Linked DNA regions of Homo sapiens: regions 2, 3 and 4 are each linked to region 1. Evidence: chromatin contacts called from ENCODE Hi-C or POLR2A ChIA-PET data. All regions are on one chromosome and are shown on one strand. The core of a region is the stretch at or near the end of the contact, and the rest is flanking DNA. Distances in the headings are between cores, read along the strand shown.

What was found. A loop is a pair of places that touch in the nucleus more often than their neighbours do. ChIA-PET counts read pairs that join two places held with the same protein, here RNA polymerase II (POLR2A). Pooled maps may share reads with other maps.
Region 2: a map with no recorded cell type shows a loop between it and region 1 (15-fold over the local background). The contact joins two enhancer-like sites. A Hi-C loop is called at or near these places in 5 of 37 single-sample maps with no recorded cell type and 4 of 50 pooled maps.
Region 3: a loop to region 1 is called in a map of OCI-LY7, with 13 times the contacts of the local background. The contact joins the promoter of CYTIP here to the enhancer-like site in region 1. A Hi-C loop is called at or near these places in 1 of 168 maps with a recorded cell type or tissue (OCI-LY7), 2 of 37 single-sample maps with no recorded cell type and 4 of 50 pooled maps. POLR2A ChIA-PET finds 5 or more read pairs at or near these places in 1 of 52 experiments (OCI-LY7).
Region 4: a loop to region 1 is called in a pooled map, with 3 times the contacts of the local background. The contact joins the promoter of GALNT5 here to the enhancer-like site in region 1. A Hi-C loop is called at or near these places in 2 of 37 single-sample maps with no recorded cell type and 2 of 50 pooled maps.

What each region holds. Positions count from the first base shown.
Region 1 is chr2:155,144,127-155,147,842 of GRCh38, reverse strand. No RefSeq gene overlaps it. Among named protein-coding and RNA genes, the nearest start is that of KCNJ3, 450 kb to the right of the region's middle. RefSeq lists an enhancer at 1,693-1,752. Within about 2 kb of position 1,927, at least 2 of the 41 ENCODE cell types and tissues checked have a DNase peak (open chromatin) inside an H3K27ac peak, as active enhancers do; they include OCI-LY7, where a contact is called at or near this core.
Region 2 is chr2:157,467,388-157,471,103 of GRCh38, reverse strand. The region is part of intron 3 of LOC105373712 (a long non-coding RNA gene); the gene reads left to right. Among named protein-coding and RNA genes, the nearest start is that of CYTIP, 25 kb to the right of the region's middle. RefSeq lists an enhancer at 1,744-1,963. Within about 2 kb of position 2,028, at least 8 of the 41 ENCODE cell types and tissues checked have a DNase peak (open chromatin) inside an H3K27ac peak, as active enhancers do.
Region 3 is chr2:157,441,957-157,445,672 of GRCh38, reverse strand. It overlaps CYTIP (cytohesin 1 interacting protein), which reads left to right and starts at 1,584. Exons shown (of 8, transcript NM_004288.5): 1 at 1,584-1,826. The coding sequence starts at 1,653. RefSeq lists enhancers at 1,734-1,783, 1,824-1,923.
Region 4 is chr2:157,255,984-157,259,699 of GRCh38, reverse strand. It overlaps GALNT5 (polypeptide N-acetylgalactosaminyltransferase 5), which reads right to left and starts at 1,995. Exons shown (of 10, transcript NM_014568.3): 1 at 164-1,995. The coding sequence starts at 1,617.

The sequences.
Region 1 (3,716 bases), core at 678-3,177:
TGAAAATGAATACATGGATTGTCTAACTTACATGAAAATGCAAAAAAAAGAATAACAAAGACAATTATGATGCAGGAGAACTTAGAACACTAAGTATTTCATCTTCATGTAATTACAGTGTGAATGAACAGTGAGGTATGGGTACAGATAGAGATAAACTCATCAATAGAATAGAATATAAAGAGGGACACCCACACATATATAGTCAGTTGATTGTAACATAATACAAAAAATTAACAAAAGAAAAGGATAATTTGACAAATTGAACTTAAAGTTAATTAAAATTTTATATCTTAAAAGACATCATTAAGGGTTAGAAAAGGCAAAAAATCAAGAAAAGATTATAGTTAAATGTTTGTGTATACACACACACATATATGTATATATAACAAATATTAAAAATTTATAAAAGATGTCTCAGGTCAACAATATCAAGATAAATAACCTGATAAGAAGATAGGCTACAGACTTGGGCAGGTGCTTCAAATAAAAGCCATCCAAATAATGCATAAACATGTGAAAAGATGTTTAACCTCATTCATCATTGGGCAAACAAATGTTACAACAATGAAATCCCACTGTATACTTACTGGAATAACTAAAATATAATAAAATACTAATATTTCCAAGTGTTGGTGAGGATATGGAACTCTCATATATTGATGGCAGGAATGTGACTTGGAACAATCCCTTTAGACAATTATTTGGCAGTATTTACTGAAGCTAAACATACATATATTTTATAAAGTAGCAATTCTATAATATATTGTATTACCTAATAAGATGCTTGCATGTGTCCATCAAAGTACATGCAAAACTATATCATCATGATTTATAATAACTAAAATGTCCATCAATATTAAATATAGTGTGGCATATTCATATTATAGGATGCTTCATGTCAATAAAAATAAACTGAAATTATGTGTGACAACACTGATAAATCTCAGTAACATAATGATAAGCAAAAACGCTATATTCAAATGTTACATACAATAAGATTTTATGTATATGCATTTCAGAAGTAGGCAAAGATAATTAACGGTGTAGTTCAAAGGGGGTAACAGATGATGGTAGAGGTAATGACTATGAAACAAACTTACCATGTTATGTTTTCAATGAGTAATAGTATATACAAATGTCAGGAATGGAACATGCCTTTTCTCTCTTTACTTTCTAATTTATTTTAAAATCAAGTTTTCTAAACTAGAGATTTGCCTTTGCCTGGTGGTAACAAATGAAGAGTATTTAAGAAAGGTTCTGAAAGAAATATGATCAAATATGCAAGCCCCACTGATCCAAAGCTACCTTGTTGAAAAGACATCTCACAAATCTGAATCAATGCATATGGATTCAGAACAATACAAGTCAGATTCACTTAAATTGTCCATCTTTTATTCCCCTTTAAATCAAATATCAATAACCTTGGGGAGGTGATGCTGGCATTCAAATTAAATGACTTCTGGTTTTTCATGTTGTAGACCCGTTTATAATCTTCCCTCGTCTCAATTAGCCAAATAGGGAAGAAGAGATATTATTAATTATCTTATCGATCCACTTGTCACCTGAATAAAGTAGAAACATAGTGATTTGTTTTGCTTAATATGACCTCAGGAATCACAGCAAAAATAGTCAAGCTCCCAACTGTGCTCATTCTCTGCTACAAACTAAATTGTATACCCAGGCCTGTTACCTCTCCTTCCCCCTTATCTTTTATTATGTGTTACACAGGGTGTAATTTTGCTAAAACAAGCCCTTTAATTATACATTGCCAAAAGTGTCACCTACTGTTAAACGATTCCTGTGCTGCAGACAGAAGAAACCATGAACCCTGCAAGGTTCTGAAGTTTCCATTACGTGCACAGACCCCAAGAACAGCTGTTAACAAATCTGTTGGTGGTTTTGTGTAAAAAGCAGCCAGGCTGTGCTCCTGCTGTACTTTTGGTCAGAGAAAGCAATTTGCATTTTGACAGGCTTCGTGGGCAGAAGAAAAAACAGCACAGGTATAATAATAGCTCTAAATGAAAGATTTGGAGCAATGTTTTACTAATATTGAAAGTTTCCTTAAATAATGAGCAGCAATTAGAGAAAAATTATCTCAGGAGAACAGCAATATTAAGACTGTTTACTGATAACATAGACGAGAGTATTATTTTAAGGAACTTTAAGAAAAAGACGTGTGATTTAATATTTTATTAGACTGTTTAACATAAATTTTATCAAAATGAAACAGAAGATAAACTTAGGTAGTAATGTAGAGCAATTTTTCCTTTAAGAAAACTTAATAATTATTTCAGTTCTCCATTCTCTTACGTTATAAAATCTTTATCTATTTTGAACCTATTTTCCCACATACTTTTAAACTGTAATAACTTACATGTAAATATAGAGTATATGTATTGCTGCCAACCAAAATACTTAACTCTGTATTGCAATTGCTGCTCTGTTTTACGATTAGACCTTAAACATAGTGATCTAGAATTGAGCATGGGCCTTGCTGAATTTAAATACTAAGTCTAAATTTACTGTCTGCATTACCGTACTTAAATTATTTTACTTTAAGTTCCTCATTAAGTAATATAATACCTTCAAAAAATTTTACATTGAACACAGATCTCAAAATAAAATAATTTACATTTATAAAATGTTAATAAGAAAGTAATGCTTTATTACTGTGATAGAAGTTGATTGTATTTATCAATATTTGGTTTTTCTCTGCTTGCTGGACATACTTAAACACATTCTACAGACATTTTGCTTCTGAATGGGACCACAAGACACAATTCTGGCTAATGGAATGTGTGTTGCAGAATGGTGTGCCACTCCCAGAGCTGACCAAAAAAGCAGTCTTAAAAACACTCTCTTCTCTCCAAGGCCCTAGAAATAGCAGACACAATACAAGGTGGGGTCTCCCTAATCAGAGCTTGGAAAATAGTTGGGTACAAAGGCCACACAACAAGGATCAAATGTATTGGACTTCACATAAATGAGAAATAAAATTGCCCAGGAGATTTTGAGGATAACTTTTTTTAAGTTACCCTTTGCTAACTGACGTTATTATGTAGATATTTAAGCAGAATATGCATCTATTTCTAAGAAAATATTCACTCTATATTAACTTCCTTAACCCATCAGGATGTTTTTTGTTGTTGTTATTGTTTTGTAGAAAAGCCAGAGAATTTAAACGCTCATGTAATAAATATTCTAGATGAGAAACTTCAAAAACAAGTACTAAAAAATAGTACTTTAACAACCGAAGAAATGCATAATTATTTTAAGTCTCTAAAATCTTATCCTAACTATCTGTTACATAATATTAAATAAGCAGATGATTTTAAGGAGATAGTTTTATTCTATTTGCATGTTTGTTGAGAATCCATGCTATGCTGTGTTGGGGTCAGAAAACAAGACCCTAAAATGAAGGACTCAGAAGCAACCTCACAAGTAAACGTTTTTCTCTGACCTTCTCCTGTTCTGCTGCTTCTCAGTCCCATTCTCTCCAGAGGCTAGCTGTAGAAACTAGACTCCCTCTTCCCTAGGGCAGGCCATTGAAACCAGAACTGCTTTTCCCCAAAGACAACCATAAAACCTAAAAACATTACTCCAACTTTCCCTCCATCTTTCTGTGTAAAAAGTGGCCATAAAGAAATTATCCGACCTACCTTCTTTGGCTGTAAGTCATAACACCCCATTTCCAGAAAAAGTCCTGCCCCCAC
Region 2 (3,716 bases), core at 779-3,278, 2.3 Mb before region 1:
ATTCTTTAGTTGAAACCACCCTTCTTCGGGACAGGGAGAGAAATGCTTGGATTATCAAGTCAAAATTAACATCAGCAACCCCTTTTTTTACCCTGCCAATACAACGACCCTTTGGTATGCTGTAGAAGCTTTATGATTTGAAAAAAAATTTATAACAAAACAATTTTACTTATGTTTTTTCTCTTTGCTGCAAAATTAGAATTGCTTATTCTAGCTTTCCAGATGTTTAAATCCTGAATAAGCAGGGTTTTCATGTACTAATAAGCTTCCATTGTGTGGGCAGATACCATTATTGAAGGAAAGTTAGAGACCTCTGAAGTTCTCCACTGCATCCCAGGCTGTAGACACTACGTTAAATTGACGAGCAAACATGGCCCATACAAATGAGCAGGAAATAATGCATAAAAATGGAAGTTTAAATTTTTACCCTCTACCCTAGGTAAGAGGCTGTGAACTGGTGTGTGTGCTTTGGCAGATAGGTAAGAAAGTGTGGAATTCCTTACCTAGAGGGAATGAAGTTAGAGTAGGTGTCCTGTTGTTTCTCATCAGAGCATTGAAGAGATGGTTTCAGTGGTGGAGTAAGAGATGGACCCTGGGAGGCTAAGAATAGAAGCTGTGGTTAGCCCCAGACTATGGGCTAATGGGGCTGTATTTCTTGTTGTTTTGAAGTAATGTGAACCTCAGTGCCTTTTCTGTTGAAGCAGTCTGTGTGCTAATTACTTGTGATAAAAGGGTGCTTACAAGATATCAACAAGAGTCCTTGGCTTGTTATCTGAAGATGGTTTCCTTTTCCAAAATGAGGGGGAAATGGTCTGGAAGACCTGGAGCTGACTATGTTTTATCAACATGAGTTGACTATGTAAATCCTATGTACAGCTTGTTTGCTGGTGATTTAAACCAGCGTTTAAAAGTCCTGGATAACGGTTGTCACAGAATTCTTGTAGGTGATTTTTTTCCTCTTTCAAGAACTTCATATAGAGTTAATTAGGAACTCTTCATGCCCTTATACAATTCAATTTAACGTATCACTAAGAACTTCAAGTATGTAATTTGTATAGCCCACTCTTCATATTCATTAAAATTCACATACACATTTGTTCATATTCACTGCACAGTGATGGAATCAGAGAGGTTTTGTTATTTAGTCACTCTCTTGGTTTATTTAATCTCACTGAGTTTATGCCAAAAGGGATTTAAAGTGGCTAAATTAATAAAATTCAACAAAGTATTCCTGACCACACAGCATTTCTCTATTTTTTGGAAGGTTTTTCCTTCTAAAAAATTGTGGAGGTAAAGAGTTTTCTTATATTTTGAGTAGGTGAAATCATCCTCAAGTTGAAGAAAAGAAAACAAAAATTTTTTCCTGAAATGCCAGAAATTTGCATGGGGTAAAACACCTGGTTCGTAAGAAAAAAAAAAATCAAGCCCAGACATCCTTACCAAGCTGAAACAATATTTCATGTTTCTAAGATACTTGGGTGAGTTAAACCAAACAGGAAGCAGCAACAGAAGTCCCTGAATCAGAGAGGAACTGATCATTACTCATTTGACTTTGCAAGCAGAATGATGACACCATTACCCTGAAATCTAAAAAACTTAAAATAACTCCTTGTCAATTATGAAAATACTTACGGTTATGGTCTTCTGTCACGTAATCTCATGGGCAATTTCAACTTCTCCCTATCCCTTAGACTACTCCAACCCTTCATACTTCTAGAACTAGATCATGTTTTTGCAAACTTTTTAGAACATGGAACACTTTGGGGGAGAAGAAGGCTGAATCACCCCACTCGATCTTTTAAGTGACTTAGCCCACCCTAAATAACTTGAATGCGAAACCTACACAGGAAAACAAGTGAAAAAATTGGTAATTCTTTTACATAATTGAGATAATGTCTAGTTTCTTAAAATACAGGGAGAAGCTAAACATTAGATGTCAAACTATCGTAAACACAATTTCCTCGGCCACCTATGGATGACAGTCATCTGTAATACACAGACAACTTGTCACGCCCAGTGAACACCCTGAAGAAGGAGAAGCAGAATGGGGAAGTGGGATGGAGGTTTTAATTTCATGGTCTTTTGTGTTTTGGAAAATGTAAGTCAATGTGGCATTTGCAGAAGTTATCACATTGTTACAGAGCCAAATTACACCTTCCCTTGCCATTGTATCTAAAATGCTGGCTCCTTTTTATTCTTTGATATAAGGAGAACAAAAGGTATTTCTCCTTAAAGTAACAGTCAAATTTTGCCACTTGGGGCCCTGTGTTCATATGCCATGCCAGTGCTCAGCAGCTCCAGGTTTCTTAGATATTTTTATTAATTTTTATTGAGTGCTTACTATTGTGTCAGGTAGTCCTACAGAACTTTAATTTCCACAAAAATCCTATGAGGTTGGCACTGTTTTTTACATAGATGTGAAACTGAGACACAGAGATAAAATGCAGCTTTTCCCAACAACTTGGTTGCCTACTGTTCTCAAGGGGTATCTAACGTGTAGTACTCATGGGGTGCCTATAGGACTTGTTTAGCCTTTTTTCTCTTATTTTACCATTATTTTGAAACTTTAAACTGTTTTTGAAGTTATGAAGTAAGTACGTGTATAAAACCAGGATTAGAACATACAAAGAGACAAATAAAAAGAAGTCTTCCTTCCCTAACAACCCAGGACTACTCCACAGAGGTAACTATTTTTAATTTTATGTATTAGAAATTTTCTATGCCTAAACTAGATATGCATATGCATACACATTCATTTTTATGTATGGATCAATTAAGGTACATGTGTCGTACCTTGACATGGTTGACGCATCTGTGAACATGCTTGTCTCCCTGAATTCACTGTAAATTCTGAAGTCATACTATGTGTACCATTCTGGTTATCTGCTGTTAAGTAACAAATGATCCCAACACTTAGTGGCTGAAATTAACATTTATTTTGCCCACAGACCTGCAGTTTGAACAGGTCTTTGCTGGAAAACCTCATCTTTGCTACACTCAAGATCAGCTGGGGTGGTGCAGGGATTAAGGGCTGGAATCATATGAAGGCTCAGTTGCTCACATGTGTGGTGTTTGATGCTGGCTTTCAGTTAAGTCCACAGGTGACCCTGCGGCTAGAACACCTTCACGTGGTCTTTCCATGGAGCTGCTTGGCTTTCTCAGAGTATGGTGGCTGGGTTCCCATCAGACGCCCATCAGAGCAGGGCCTGAACAACTGGTATCATTGATGTTGGCCCTCTGACGTTGAAACTAGGCCTGTAACACCAGCTGAGGTCTGCTGTTGAAGAACACATCTGAGCAAGCATAGCAAAGTAGGCTGTGCATATGAGAGATGTGGAGACAGGGTGGAAGGTCATACTCATGGATTTGTTTTGGAACTCATCCGGTTATGTCTTATTTTGTCTTTCTTATTCCTCTGTATTCTCTTCTGTAATGTCCTTCTTACTGTCACACTCAGTTTCCAAGTCAGCTCTCAGCCTCCTCCATTCCCTGGATATTGATACACTTGTTCTCTCCTGGCATCACATCACTTTAACTGATAGCCTGGAATCAGCCCAACCTGGCCCCTGGCAATACATCAATTCCCAGCATCACACACATGCATTCCCTTGTAGGTCTTCCCTCATGGGGGTCTTCATTTGGCCATTCAAGCTCCAAGGGTTCTACTCTCCTTCCGAGTTTGGCTCCAATAGTGTTAGAGTAAACAATAGGTAATA
Region 3 (3,716 bases), core at 335-2,834, 2.3 Mb before region 1:
TTTTAAAATATTAAGAATAAAAATTAAAAATATTTACCTAACTTTATCAGATTCCTAGGGTACAGTGGACTGCTGTCATCCATTAATAGTGATGATTTAATTTATGTGCCTCTTAGCCTGAAAATGTTTTTAAAATCAATCTCTCTCTCTGTCTTCCTAATACACACACACACACACACACACACACACACACACCCCACATATACCTGTATACATATCTGTACATATCTATAAATATAGATTTTACGTGAATATCTTTATAATTGATGTATTCTTTAGTTGCCAAGGTATTTACCACTCCCTTTTGCCTTACACATTTATGTTACTTACCTGGCTTCTGAAAACGTATGTGTTTTTAATTCCTGATTTAGACCGTTATATGTTTGTGGTGATATCACTTTGTCCATGTCAAAATTCAATTCCAGTATAATGAGTCATGCTGTGATAGAGTTTTTAAAATCTATAATTGGCTTCAACTTTTGAAGCACTATTAATTCAGATTTTACTATTTATATTTGGCAATTTCTACTTGAGTTGAATTCATCTTCACTTCCAGTACACACACATTTCATTTTAGTTCAAAGATTTGCTAACTCTTTCAAATGCTAGTATTGATCTTCAGAGATTTTAAAAAGCACATTTGACTTTTTGTGCCATATAAAACTTCTCTTTTTGACTTTTGTTTCGATTCTTCCTTTTACTTGCCTCCCCTACTCCTCCACTGAAACCAGTTCTCTCAAAACTACCTGCCCCCAACCTCAGCCAAAGGAAAAAAAAAAAAAGCATCTGTGATCTTGAGTACTTGGTGATGGTGCCCTTGACCCATATGCACATGCAGGGACCAACAGGCAATGTTCTTGGTGCCACCTTGGTTTGCCTGTTACCTTCCTGCCCACTCCTTTCCTCCCCTGGGACCACTTGCTGATGCTGCCGCAAAGTCTCGTCTAAGAAATGGCAACATTGTGCCCTAAATGTGCTGGCTTTCCCTTCCCATTGTACTTTGTAAAGATCATGGGTAATTTTTGTAAGGACAAAGTAGTAAAAGGACAACCAGAAGAATGCTGAATGGTTACAACCTCAGTGGCAGATATAATGTCTTTTTGATGAACATTAATGATCTAGGGTATACTTCAGGGAAAGTACAGTATTACAAGGACTTCGAGAGAGAACATTATGACCGGCACCTGTAATTCTTGCCCATATTCACAAGAACTGAATGTCCTCGTGTGCTGACTTCTGCATTGCATTGCTAATGTTAAGTAAGAGAATGGATGGGAAACAAATGGTAGCACTTGGGGACATTTTTCTTTCTTCTCTAAAGAAAAAAATGGCAAATGGTGGTGTGAATGCAACTTGCCACAGAACATAAAAGCGTAAGAATTCTGGCTGTTTGAGGTGAAAAAATAAGTTGATTTTTCTTTAAATTGTAAAAATTAGCTCCAGGTTCTCTCAGGAGCTTAAAGAAAAAAAGCTTTGAGAAATGGGAGTGAATAGCAAGATAGGGTTTGTGTAACAAGTTCCTCAAACCACAGAGGTCACATGGGCTCTTTCTGCTTTGCTACTTTTGATTACTTGTCACAGTTGTACTTTTAGCTTCCCCCATCCTGCAAGGCCACTCAACCATGTGCTAGCTGGAGTGATCTTTATTCACAATGTCTTTACAAAGGCTCCTGCAACACAGCAGCAATGGCAATTTGGCGGACTTCTGCGCTGGGCCAGCGTATAGCTCTTACTCCACACTCACCGGCAGCCTTACGATGGACGATAATAGAAGGATTCAAATGCTAGCAGACACGGTGGCTACTCTGCCTCGGGGACGAAAGCAGGTATGATTGCTATTTTGTACCCTTTAGAGTGTTCACATTCTCTTGAGGGCAGAGTGATATGTTTGTCTGACTTCATACTAATGGTGATATTTTAGAGGCTTTGGAATTACTGGCTGATTATTATGGGTGAAGGAGGTGAGATGCTCAGGGAGCTAGGTGAACCAGTCCAAAGATTTGAGACCACAATCAAACTTTTTTTTCAAGGCAAAAATTAAGATTGTTTTTCTTATTTGAAGAAGTGCTCAGGTAAAATAAACATCATTAAGCATAAAAAACTTGAAGATGGTTTATATAGATACAACCAGTATGAGAATTAATTCTCTTTTCCCCATTGTGTCTCCACTGATTCTTTCCCTTCCATCCTTACTTGCAGTCCTTGATGGTCATTTCAGTTCATAATCAAATAAGAAATACTTTTTCTGAGGACAAATTTTGTTGACTAATTATCTTCAGCTCTGGGTTGCTGGCACATACCTCAGGCTATTGGAAAGTAAGATTTTTTTTTTTTGGATAGATGAGTGCCAGATTGAATATCAGCTCACCACTTAGTGTCTGTGGGATCTTGAGCAAGCCACTTGCCTCTCTAAGCTTCAGTTTTGTTTTTTCTAAAATGGAGTTAATAATAGAACCACCCTTATTGGGTTCTTATGTTGGTTAAATAAGGAACTGTGCAGTGCCTAACACAGTGACTGGCATTCAGTGTGTGTTTATTAAATGCTAGATTATGCCATTTTAATATTTTTATTGCAAAGTTTGTCTCTAGGGATGAAAACTCATTTGGAAAAATCTATGTCTAACTGAATTTATTTTGATTTTTTCGTTCTTCAATTTCTAACATGTAAAAATTTTTTTTTAACCATAATACCTCTTCAGGATTTTTTTTAAACAACTTGCTCTAAATCCCCAGGTACATATTTGAATTTCGATGTAGCATTTCTACAGAAAATATTTAGAATTGCCCTAGAGCAAGAATTTTTGCGCTTAAGTCTTGCATGTACAATCATGTGCTTCTCGTAAGCCTTCTAAATTCAGGATTAGAGAGGTATGGCATAGTGGGAGAGACATGATCTTTTTTCAGTGATGTATAATAGCTGATTCCTTGGTATTTTTCGGAGTGAAGATAAGGGCACAATTTTCCATGATTTGGATTATTGATTGTTCTCAATCTAAAGTGCTTTTATGATACAAAGTTTAATGTAATGATGAACATTTTATCAATCTACAACCTGTCTGAAGATAAAGCAACATGAGAAATGCTGACATCTTTTTTCAGTTTTCAGATATAAAGCAGTCAGATTTTCTTTATATTTGCCATGACACTATCACACCAACTATGGTTCACTTGATTAGGCTATGATTTTTTTTTTTTTTTTTGCTGGAGACTGTGGGTACTTTTTCAATCAGGGTGGGAACTTTCCACCCTCTATGTCCTCCATACCTGCAACCTTACTCATTTGATCTACTCTCTAGCCCATGCAATTCAATGCAACAGATGGTTTCTGAGCACCTACAAGGAGACAGACATCATGCTAAGTGTAGGAGGTAAAAAGACGAGAAGGGAATGTTTCCTACCCATATACTGTTTACAATTCAGTAAGCAGAAAGAATGGGTTTTCTGCAAAGTAAAACAACATGAATACTCTCATCGAAGTGAAACATCTGTAAATATAGCCTTGGAAATAGATATTCGAGATATTGAAGGGTATTCCAGATATTGAAGGGTATTCCAGAGCAAGGGAGAAATTGAAGCTGAGGCATAGATCCTGGTGCCTGGAGGACTTTTTTGTGTAACAACACAATATTAAGTGTGTCAGGAGAACCTGGTTAGTGTGTAGGAGGTGAGAGGAGATCTCAGCGCTGGGCTGCTTTACAGAACACTTGGACAACTTC
Region 4 (3,716 bases), core at 746-3,245, 2.1 Mb before region 1:
TTGTCTCTGTAGCTGGTGAAATATTTGAATGATATCCAATGATTAATGTTTCTTTAATTCTCTAGGTGACCAAAAATCACACAGAATTATCTAGCAATAAATCCTCTTTACATAACAGCCAAAGCACTTGGGGTTGAGGAAAGAGAAGAGAAATAGGTCTTACCCAGCAGGTCTGGTGTCTTCAATGGCTCTATCCACTGGGATCAAATCGCTAAGGTAGACATTGAAGTTTCCTTCTTTCCATCTTCTTTCTGCCTCCTTCTCCTTTCCATGGGGGACAACTACAGGACGCCCAAACTGCCCTGGAGCTTTGGGGTCCCTTGGAGAAAGTGTCACATCAATTCTTAACACCTGGTGCGTTCCACTGTCTTCAGGTAAAAGGGCTTTTATATGACTCTGGTTGTATTCTGTAGAGGGGGCTTTGGCAGTTATGTTGATTTTTGCTGGCTCTAGCCCTCCAGTTAAAGCATGGTTAGTTTGGGACAGTGGCACTCTATGTGGAGCAAGTGAAGAGGAAGACATCTCACTTCTATTCCTGGAAATGTGTTTACTTTGGCTTTTACCCAATACTTTAGGAAATATTGTTTTGGTTTTAGAATTAGAGACCTCTTTGGGGTCTGCCTTTTGCTCTTCCTCTTTGGTTATAATCACAAGATGGCTTTCAGAGAAATTGAGTTTCTTCCCATGAGCCCCTCTAGCTCCATCATCCTTTGACAAACTTCCCAAAGGTGTCTCATTAATAGATTGCTTCCTTAAGCGATTTGAATTGACAGTGAACTTAGGAAAAGGAAGACTCGTATTGGCTTTGTGTTTATTTGCATTGACTTCTTTGCTCTGAGTCTTAGTTTTGTTTAAGGCCATGGCTTCCCCAGACTTCGGCACTGCTGTGCTGGCAGGGTGTGCCCTCTCGTTTGCTACTGCCTGTGATCGCTGCTTTGGTCTATCAGTACTAAGACTGATGGTCACATTCAAGTCCCTTTCAGCTGCTAGTTTTGATGTGTCACTGCTGGGACTATGACTCTTCCGGGGCTCCTGTTTTAAACTGACACGTCCCATGTGTACTGATATTTTGACTACCTGAGTTCCTTTTGCTGCTATGAATGAGGTCTTTGGAGCCCCCTGAGCTGTCGTTTGCTTTGGTGTCCCCTGGTGAGAGGAGGCTTCAGGTTTGGTGCCTCTCCCGTCTGTCTTCTGCTTGTTAGGAGTCACAGGGAGGGTCTGCAGATGTGCAGGATGCCACAACGGCACAACCTTGCCCCTTCCCAGGGCATTCTGCATTTTTCTTTCCCTCTGGGTTTGGTCCAAGTCCACCTCAACCTTGAGCACACTCTCCTCAGTTTTTCTAACATTCTCTTTGCCCCATGCCCCTTTCCCATGTCCCCTTAGGGGAGGTTTCATCTCTTTTATGCTGCTGTAAAAAATTTTTCCTTGGTCTGGCTGAACTCTGAATCCTATCCGCTCCCTCCTCACAATGTCTTCCTTGATGACCCGAGTGTTGATCTCACTGAATGAGAGGCGGAGAGCTGCCATGTCAAAGAGGAGCCAGATGACAGAAGCTACAAAGATAAATGCCAAGACTCGCCCACTTCCTCGGAAAAACTTTCGGATCCTGTTCATGGTACAAAGCTTTCCCTAGCAGCCTGCCCTCCCTTAGCCTGCTTACCTTGAGTGGAGAGGAAGCTGAAGTAGCAGCAGCAGCAGCAGCAGCAGCAGAGTTGCCAGAAAGTGACCCCCTCCCCTGAACACAGCAGGAAGCAGCAGTCCAAGGGGAAAGCTCAGTTCCTACCGCTTGTCAGTCTCTGCCTGCGTGGCATTTCATAGCAGAGCATCTGTGCCTGCTTGGCTGGCCCTGGCTAAGTTCTGATAAACACTGGCCTTAGGTCACTCCAGGAGCAGTTGATTCCAGCCACCGAACAGTTCAACATATCACTTGTCTTGTCTCCGGGAGCCCATGTCCACCTTCCTACAAGCCCAAGAAAAGGTGGGGGCCAGATTGAGACTGCCGTTTCTCTCCTCCCCGTTCTCCGTCTGCACGCTGTAACTCAACACCACTTCTCATAAGGAAAACATTTCATGCCATTACCCAGAAAACTTCATTCAGCTCTCACCTTCTGTGTTATGTGAGAGCATGTGTGTTTAAACGGCAATTAAAGAGGAAAAAAAGCTATCTAACTTGGAGGGCATGTGTTCCTGGTTTGTGACCCCACCTACCCTACTCCTGCTCATTAACCCTGTTGTAGCCAGGTGCCAATGCTCTGCCTGAGGAATTTATCACTGAAGTTAACATTTCAGCTTTAAGACATAACAGCTTAAAGAAGGGGCCTGGTATATCCTCACTTCCAGAGATGTATATGTTTAATTATTTAGATCATTCATTCAAGGGGTTTCAATGTATTTCTTTGTAAGCCAACTATTTTTTTTTCACTAATCCATCTGTTTTTATTATTACATTTGATTACAAATAAACTTAATTTGTCATACTGCTATAAAAGTTTCTAAACACTTTGTTATGGTCTGAATGTTTATGTCCACCCAAAATTCATATGTTGAAACCTAATCATAAATGTGATAGTATTAGGAGGTAGGGCTTTTGAAGGTGATTTCATTATAAGGATAGAGCCCTCATGAATGGGATCAGCACCCTTAAAAAAGAGGCCCTATTGCCTTGCCATTCCACAAAGTGAAGACATAATGAGAAGGTGCCATCTATGAACCAGGAAATGGGCCTTCACCAGTCAACGAATCTGCTGGTGCCTTGATTTCTGACTTCTCAGTCTCTAGAACTGTGAGAAATAAGTTTCTGTTGTTTATGAGTCACTTAGTCTATGTTATTCTTCTATAGTAGCCTGAACAGATTAAGATACACTTACTCTCAGTTTCAGTACTTATCTCGTCTTAAACCAGCAAGCAACAGTTTCAGGACCACACCAGGACTTGGACCAGATTTTGAGTGATGCTGGTTGACTGGTAGGGTAGCAGTTCCGCCACAGGCTTTTCATTAGAACCACTTGAAACAAGATCCCCAAAACTCTGGTCAATTGATGAGAGAGGAGGTGGAGATGACATTTGGGCTGATATTGTATTAAATATATATATATATATATATATATATATATATATATATATATATTTTTTTTTTTTTTTTTTTTTTTACAAAGCTTCCCAGGTCTTTCAAATGTGCAGCTAAAGTTGAGAAACACTGGTCTAGAAAAAAAGTCTCAATTTTTTGTTTGTTTGTTTTTGGTTTTTGAACATTGCCTATGAGACATTTAATTTTAGGTGTCTACTTGACTGGGCTAAGGAACACCCAGAGAACCAGTAAAGCATTATTTTTAGGTATATCTGTGAGGGTGTTTCCAGAAGAGATTGGCATTTGACTCAGTGCACTGAGTGGGGAGGAGATGCCCTCACCCAATGTGGGCAGGCACCACTAATTGGTTGAGGGCCCAGATAGAAAAAAAGGCAGAGGAAAGGTGGATTCTGTCTCTGTTAGTGAGCTGGGACATCTTTCTTCTTCTGCCTTTGGACTAGAACTTTAGATTCTCTGGCTTTGGCCTCTGGGGCTTGTACCAGTCTGCCCCCACAACCTCCACATCCCTCACTAGGTTCTCAGGCTTTTGACCTCAGACTGAGAGTGATGTTATTGGCTTCCCTGGTTCTCAGGCCTTTGGACTCAGAATGTGCCATGTTACTGGCTTTCCTGGTTCTCCAGCTTG